Linked DNA regions of Homo sapiens: region 2 is linked to region 1. Evidence: chromatin contacts called from ENCODE Hi-C or POLR2A ChIA-PET data. All regions are on one chromosome and are shown on one strand. The core of a region is the stretch at or near the end of the contact, and the rest is flanking DNA. Distances in the headings are between cores, read along the strand shown. Region 1 overlaps KYNU (kynureninase). Region 2 overlaps KYNU (kynureninase).

Region 1 (4,030 bases), core at 859-3,358:
GGATTACTTTCAAGTATTCCATTATTACTGACCACTGCATACCTCGCTTTTGAAGTCCTTTTTTTACAAAGGAATTTTCATTAATATACAAGTTGAGTTAGGGATTAGTCAAGGGAACCTCTAGAAGGTCCCTCGAGTGGTATAGGTTTGAACAATTACCTGTTGACAGTTATGTTTTATCTTTTTCATTGTTTGGAAGAAATGTGGCGGGGTTAAGAGTTGCGCAAGTATGCAGTTGCAGCACTGGCCCTTTAATTAATAGAGCCTGATATTTAAGCAAACGATTGTCTGACAGCCACAAGTCTCCTTTAGCAGTGAGTATGCTGTTTACATCATGAGATGTCCACACAGTAAGATCTCTTCCCTGTATTATTTTAACTGCTTTACATACTAAGACTGCAACTGCCGCCACTACCCGTAAACAATGATGCCAACCCTTTGCCACTACATTAATTTTCTTACTTAGGTATGCCATGGTTTGCAAGCTGGTCCCTTGAACCTGTGTAAGGACTCCTGGAGCTATTTCTGTTTTTTGTGACATATGAAGAAAAGTCTTGCCCCGTTGGTAAGCTTAACACTGAGTCTTGGGTTAAGGCCTTTTTTTAGGGCCTGGAAAGCTGCTTTTGCTTTAGGAGTCCATTTTACTAAATGGGTATTGGCTTTCTGAGCTTCCTTAATTAGTGTATATAATGGCCTGGCTATTTTGCCGTACCTGGGAATCCATATTTGGCAGAAGCCTGTTATGCCAAGGAACCTTTTATTTGCTTTAGGGTTTTGGGATGAGGATAAGCCAGTATAGGCTGGATACATTTCTTACTGAGGGCCCTGGTGCCTTTGGATAATTTTAGCCCTAAGTATTTAACCTGCTGTAAGCAGAGCTGAGCCTTTGGTTTGGAAACCTTGTAGCCACAAGTGGTGAGGAAGTTTAAAAGCGCTTGGGTGGCTTGATGGCACAAGGTTTTTTCAACAGGCAGCTAGAAGTAGATTATCCATGTACCAAAGGACAAGACTGTTCAGGTATGAGAACTGTCTCAAGTCTTGAGCTAATGCCTGGCCAAATAGATGTGGGCTATCTCTTAACCCTTGGGGTAAAACAGTCCAGGTGAGTTGAGACATTGGGTTTGAAGCATCTTTAAAGGCAAATAAGAATTGAGAATCAGAATGTACAGGGATGCAGAAAAAGGCATCCTTAAGGTCCAGGACTGTAAACCACTCTGCTTCCTCTGGTATTTGGGAAAGCAGAGTAGAAGGGTAAGGTACAGCTGGGTATAGAGGAACAGCAGCCTCACTGATAATCCTGACATCTTGTACTAACCTCCACTGTCTATTGGGCTTCTTTACTCCTAAAATTGGAGGATTGCAGGGGCTATTGCATGGTTTTACTAGGAGTAGGGCTTTTAGGTCCTTAACAATTTTTTGGAGTCCTTGTTGGGCCTCGGGTCTAAGGGGGTACTGCCTTTGGTAGGGAAAGGAGGTGGAATCCTTTAGTTTAACTAGAACACGACGGGCATTATTTGCTCGTCCATATTGTCCTTCTGTTGCCCAGACTTTAGGATTAATTCCTTTTTCAAGCAGGGGACAACAAACGGGTGTTCCTTTTCCTATGTTCAGGTGTATAATGGTCCCTGCTTTTGTTAGAATGTCTTTCCCTAACAAGGGAGTGGGGTTTTTAGGCATAATTAGAAAAGCATGTGAAAAGAGTAAAGTTCCCCAGTCACAGCTTAGTGGCTGGGAGAAGTATCTAGTGGCTGTCCCAGGACCCCTTGGATAGTGACAGATCTGGAGACAGTTGTCCAGGACAGGAGAGTAAGACTGAGAAGGCCACGCCAGTGTCCAGGAGACAGTTAACCTCCTGGCCCTCAATGGTTAAGCATACCCGGGGCTCTGTGAGGGTGATGGCATGGGCTGGCGCTTGCCCCAGGCACCCTCAGTCCTGCTGCTGGATCATCTGGTTAGTGGCTTCTGACTCAGAGGACCTTCGTCCCCTGGGGCAGTGGGCCTTCCAGTGATTCCCTTGACATAAGGGGCATGGACGAGGGGGGTGGCTTATTTCTATTAGAACAATCTTTTTTAAAGTGTCCTTGTAGATCGCACTGGAAGCAAGCCCTATTAGGCATTCAATTTGTCCAGACTTTCCCTGTTCCAGAGCCTCCGAAGTCGTGCTTGCCTGAGGGCCATGACTAAAGTGGTGGCCTTTTCTTTATCCCGTTTATCCTGTTCTGCCTGCTCCTCCTGATCTCTATTATAAAAAACCGAGGTTGCCAAGTTCAATAGGGTTTCTAAGTTTTGCTCTGGGCCTAAGGTGGACTTTTAAAGTTTTTTTCTAATGTCTGCAGCTGACTGAGTGATAAACTTAACCTTTAAGATTAGTTGGCCTTCAACAGAGTCAGGTGACAGAGAGTTTGCTTCCTCAATGCCTCCCTTAGTCTCTACAGAAAGGCAGTAGGATTTTCTTCCTTTCCTTGTGTTATAGTGAACATCACTGAATAATCTATAGGCTTCTTCCTAGTTTTCCTTAGTCCTTTAGCAAGCAAGTTAGCAAATGTCTGTGGCACCAATTCCATGTTCTGATTCTGTGTCCCAATGAGGGTCTACACTGGGAACTGCCTGCTGGCCTGTGGGGAATTGTTCTTTTTCCTCTGTTGTCATCCTATCATTGACCTGACTGAGATACCAGAGATCACCAAACTCTCAGGCTGCAGTTATGGCAGCACTTCTCTCATTTGGGATTAGTGTCTGATCTAGCAGTAACATTATATCTCTCCATGTCAGATCAAAGGATTGTCCTAACCCTTGTAAAGCATCAATATAGCCAACAGGGTTATCTGAGAATTTACCTAGGTCTATTTTAATTTGCTTCAAGTCTGACAGGGAAAAAGGTACATACACTCTGACAAGGCCGAATTCTCCAGAATACATTTTAGGGGTGTTTTTGCCTTGGGGGGAATGTTTTGCCAGCACCCCTAGTCATTTTCTGATGAGCTTAGTTCTACAGTGTTCTCTATGGTCCTTTCCACGGTGTGTAACCACCCATGGACCTCTGCTTATCGGATTAGTTGTGCTCACCAATGTAGCAGTCCTGCACCCCTTTTCCCGCCTTTCTTGACCACAAAGAAAGGGATCCGGGCTGCTGGATTCTAGTGGTCCTTTACCAGCGTGCCCAACATTGCCTTTGTGCTCAGGGGTGAGTCCTAGAGCTGGGCTGAGTTCCTGAGTCTTTCATAACAACCTGGCTGCCCATCAAGATGCATTCCCATAAACAACAGTTCTTATGCAAATTCGTTTCAGAGAGGGTGAAGGTAACCTTTTGAGTCAGGAGTGAGATGGAGTTCTTTGCCCACTAGGGTCTTTGTCCTTCTTTACTTTTGTAGGAATATGCCCTAAATATTGATATTAAGCTTTTTGTTGCCCCAGATTAAGTCCTTTTGGGTACGAAATATGAGAGAGGGATCCTGTTTATCTTATGTGCCTTTTTCCTACGAGGAGAGCAAGGAGAAAAAGATGGGCTTGCTGGTTTTGTAGGTACTTTAAGGCTTGGCTGAGTGCAAACAGCTCACACGTTTGACAGACCAACGATTAGGGAATTCTCCTAACTCTTCTTCCACAAGAGTCTCACTATCAATTAATGAATACCCATTGTGGTTTTTTTCTCAATCACCCGAGAGGAAGCATCTATCCTTGTGTCCCGAAGGGAGTTCCTCCTAGGTCTGGTAGGACCTTTGTATGGTAATTAAGATTTAAATCCCCTGTTAGGAAAGCTGCTAGGTTAAGGGAATTTTCAGTGGTTAGTGTTAAATCACCGTTTTCTAATAGAATAGCCCGATACTTTAAGATTTTTGAGTTAGTAAGCTACCTTTTTGCTTTTTTGACTTAGGATAGCTCTGAACTGGTTATGTGTGCTCACAATAAGGTTTCCTCTAAAGGTTATTTTTCTACTTTCTTCTGTTAGCAAAGCAGTTACCGCTACTGATTGAATGCATTTGGGCCATTTGTGGGTTACTGGGTTAAGAATTTTTGATAGGAAGGCTAC
Region 2 (3,494 bases), core at 458-2,957, 41 kb after region 1:
TATTTTAGAGAGACAGTTAACAACTGCCTGACCATCACCTGACATTCCTGGTGATGGGAAGGAGATGCCTGCCCTGCTCATGTCTGCCTGACTACCTACTGTAACACCAGGTTGTCTAAATGTGCCATGAGCAAACAGACAAGTTGTATATTTTGGGTCGTGATTGAGTCTTCCAGGTTCTTAAAACCACAGCCTTTAATTTACCATAAAAAATTTTAAAAAGAAGTTACCAGGAGGATAATAAAAATTATTATGTGTACAAATTGATAGTGTGGATAGAGAAGAGAAAGAAATAATAACCATATTTATTCATAGAAGTAGAAAAAATTCAATTTCAGATGAGAAGAAAAACTGTTAATGAAACATTTTATAGAGAGCCAATAATTCTTCAAAACATGGAATAACTTTCCCTTATAATTAATGTCATATTATCAAGATGGTAGAAATAAAATTGCTGAAGAATATTATTAATATTATTATTAAGCTTACTTCTCCCTGGATAGATAAAAATCACACAGCGTTAGCTACATGCATTCAAGGTTATAAAAATGGTGTAATGTGAACATAAATTTGCTTTATGAAATCCGTGGCTGACCCTCAGAGAAGCAATAATCCCTGGAAGCTATCCCCCCACAGCTGCAGACCCTCAGTCATGTACCAGCCACCTCTAAAGGCTGCTGAAATTTGTTACTTGAAAAATGGAATGTAAAGTTCTTGGACTTAGCCTAATTACAAACCTTACAGCCAAATCCACAATAACATTTGCATCTGCTTAATAAAATATACAGAACATTGTATGGCAGTTATGAGACCCGTAATGAACCCTCTTATCCAATGGTAAACAGCTTGGGGCCTTGTCATCCCCACTTTGCAAGAGATTTGAAATTATGTTAGGATTAAAAAGACACAGAGGGAAGTTGGTTAAGATCCTCAGTCTCAAGTCAAATACACAGAGTATTTTCTGTAAACAATGCTTTAACCCTGAAAGAACATTCTTATTTTATTTTTCTTCTACAAGACTTTTGGTCAGTTAGTTCATCTCTTTGCACATCAGTTTCCTCGTTATGAAATGAAGAGAATTAGAGTAGGTACCTTATTGAGTTGCTATGCATGCTGAAATAATACAAGTCACATAATTAGAAGTGCTGAAATACTTAATGGATCCATAAACATTAGCTTGCCAGTCTTTGAGACCAGAATGCAGTTGCTTGCATTTAACTAAGTTTTATCTTCTGGTAAAGCAAAAATATGATGTTCAATAAATAAATAAACAAGGAATAAATAAGCAGAGAAGCACTCTTTGGATTAGAGCACTGGCTCACACTCATCTCAGAAGTGATTTAAATCTTGACATTTATTGCAGTGAGTCATAGATGATCTGATAAAGTAAAGATCCTTTCAAAACCTGCTAAGCTCTCCAGAAGCATTTTAAAAATTTTGCCCCAACATAACTGGAGCTCTTGATGTTTCCACATTAATTCAAAATAATTAGGAAAAAGTAAAGGAATGAAGAAAAACAACTTGAATAAACTTTGGTTAACTTTTAAAAAAAAAAGATTGTTAGTGAAATGATGATATTGAAACATCTTAGGACAATATTGGTTTCAGAAATCTAATTTGAACCAAAAAAGATAGGCCAATTAGGTAAATAATCTTTTGAAAATACAGACATACCTCAAAGATATTGTGGCTTGGTTCCAGGTTGCTGCAGTAATGCAAATATTGTAATCAAGTGAATCACACACATTTTTGGTTAAACAGTACATACAAAAGTTATGTTTACACTATACTGTAGTCTATTAAGTATGCAATAGCATTGCATCTAAAAAGCAATGTGGATACCTTAATTAAAAAAATACTTTATTGCTAAATAATGCTAACAATCATCTGAACCTTCAGTGAGCTGTAATCTTTTTGCTGATGTGGGTTGTCTTGCCTCTATATTAATGGCTGCTGACCAATTGGGATGGTGTTACCTGAATGCTGGAGTGGCTGTGGCAATTTCTTAAAATAAGATAGCAATCACGTTTGCCATGTTAATTGAGTCTTCCTTTCATGGAAGAAATCTCTGTAGCTTGTGATGCTATTTGATAGTATTTTACTCACAGTAGAACTTTCAAAATTTGAAGCAATCCTCTGAAATCCTGCCACTGCTTTATCAATTAAGTTAATGAAACATTTTAATCCTTTGTTGTCATTTCAACAATGTTCACAGCATCTTCACCATCTTCAAAATCTTAACCATTTTTCTTTGCACTTTCGTAAGAGGCAACCCCTCATCTGTTGAAGTTTTATTATGAGATTGCAACAATTCAGTCACATCTTCAGGCTCCACTTCTAATTCTAGTTCTCTTGCTATTCCACTACATCTGCAATTATTTCCTCCACCTGAAGCCTTGAGCCTATCAGTCATCCATGAGGGTTGGAATAAACTTCCCCAGTTCCTGTTCATGTTGATATTTTGACCTCCTCCCAATAATCATGAATGTTCTTAGTGGCATCTAGAATGGTAGATCCTTTCCAGAAGGTTTTCAACTGACTTTGCAGAGATCCATCAGAGGGATCACTATCTGTGGCAACAATATCCTCACAAAATGCTTTTTTTAATTGTATTTAATTTTTTTTTTTTTGGAAAAGCAGTCTCTATCGCTCAGGCTGGAGTGCCGTGGCACAATCTCGGCTCACTGCAACCTCTGCCTCCCAGGTTCAAGTGATTCTCCTGACTCAAACTCCCAAGTAGCTGGGATTACAGGCATGCACCACCATCCCTGGCTAATTTTTATAATTTTAGTAGAGGTGGGGTTTCACCATGTTGACCAGGCTGGTCCCGAACTCCTGACCTTGGGTGATCCACCCACTTTGGCCTCCCAAAGTGCTAGGATTACAGGCATAAGCCACCCCACACCTGGCCTTTTTTCCAAATTTTTAACTTTAATTTTTGTATTTTGTTTTTTATTTTTATTTTTTATTTTTGAGACAGAGTCTTGCTCTGTCACACAGGCTGGAATACAGTGGTGCAATCAGCTCACTACAGCCTTGATTTCCTGGGCTCTGGCAATTCTCTGGCCTCAGCTTCCCCCGAGTACCTGGGACCACAGGTACAAGCGACCATGCCTGGCTACTTTTTGTATCATTGGTAAAAATGGGGTTTCACCATTTTGCTCAGGCTGGTCTCAAACTCCTGAGCTCATCCAATCCACATGCCTAGGCCTCCCAAAGTGCTGGGATTACCCTGCCCGGCTGCCAAATTTTATTCTTAAAGAATACTACTTGAAAGTCAAAATTACTCCATGATCCATGGACTGCAGAATGGATATTGTGTTAGCAAACTTGAAAAGTTTAATATCCTTGTACATCTCCATCAGAGCTCTTGGGCGACTATGTGCATTGTCAATAAGCACTAAATGTTTTGAAAATATTTCTTTTTCTGAGCATTAGGTCTCAACAGTGAGCTTAACATAGTCAGCAAACCATGCTGTAAATAGGTGGGCTGT

What was found. Hi-C counts contacts between places; a loop is a spot of excess contacts on that map. ChIA-PET counts read pairs that join two places held with the same protein, here RNA polymerase II (POLR2A). Pooled maps may share reads with other maps.
Region 2: a loop to region 1 is called in a map of PC-9, with 8 times the contacts of the local background. The contact joins two enhancer-like sites. A Hi-C loop is called at or near these places in 3 of 168 maps with a recorded cell type or tissue (B cell, HepG2 and PC-9), 1 of 37 single-sample maps with no recorded cell type and 1 of 50 pooled maps. POLR2A ChIA-PET finds 5 or more read pairs at or near these places in 5 of 52 experiments (GM12878, HepG2, MCF 10A and 2 more).

The regions. Positions count from the first base shown.
Region 1 is chr2:142,901,768-142,905,797 of GRCh38, forward strand. The region is part of intron 2 of KYNU (kynureninase); the gene reads left to right. Among named protein-coding and RNA genes, the nearest start is that of KYNU, 26 kb to the left of the region's middle. Within about 2 kb of position 2,109, at least 2 of the 41 ENCODE cell types and tissues checked have a DNase peak (open chromatin) inside an H3K27ac peak, as active enhancers do; they include PC-9, where a contact is called at or near this core.
Region 2 is chr2:142,943,129-142,946,622 of GRCh38, forward strand. All of the region lies in intron 4 of KYNU (kynureninase), which reads left to right. Among named protein-coding and RNA genes, the nearest start is that of KYNU, 67 kb to the left of the region's middle. Within about 2 kb of position 1,708, at least 2 of the 41 ENCODE cell types and tissues checked have a DNase peak (open chromatin) inside an H3K27ac peak, as active enhancers do; they include PC-9, where a contact is called at or near this core.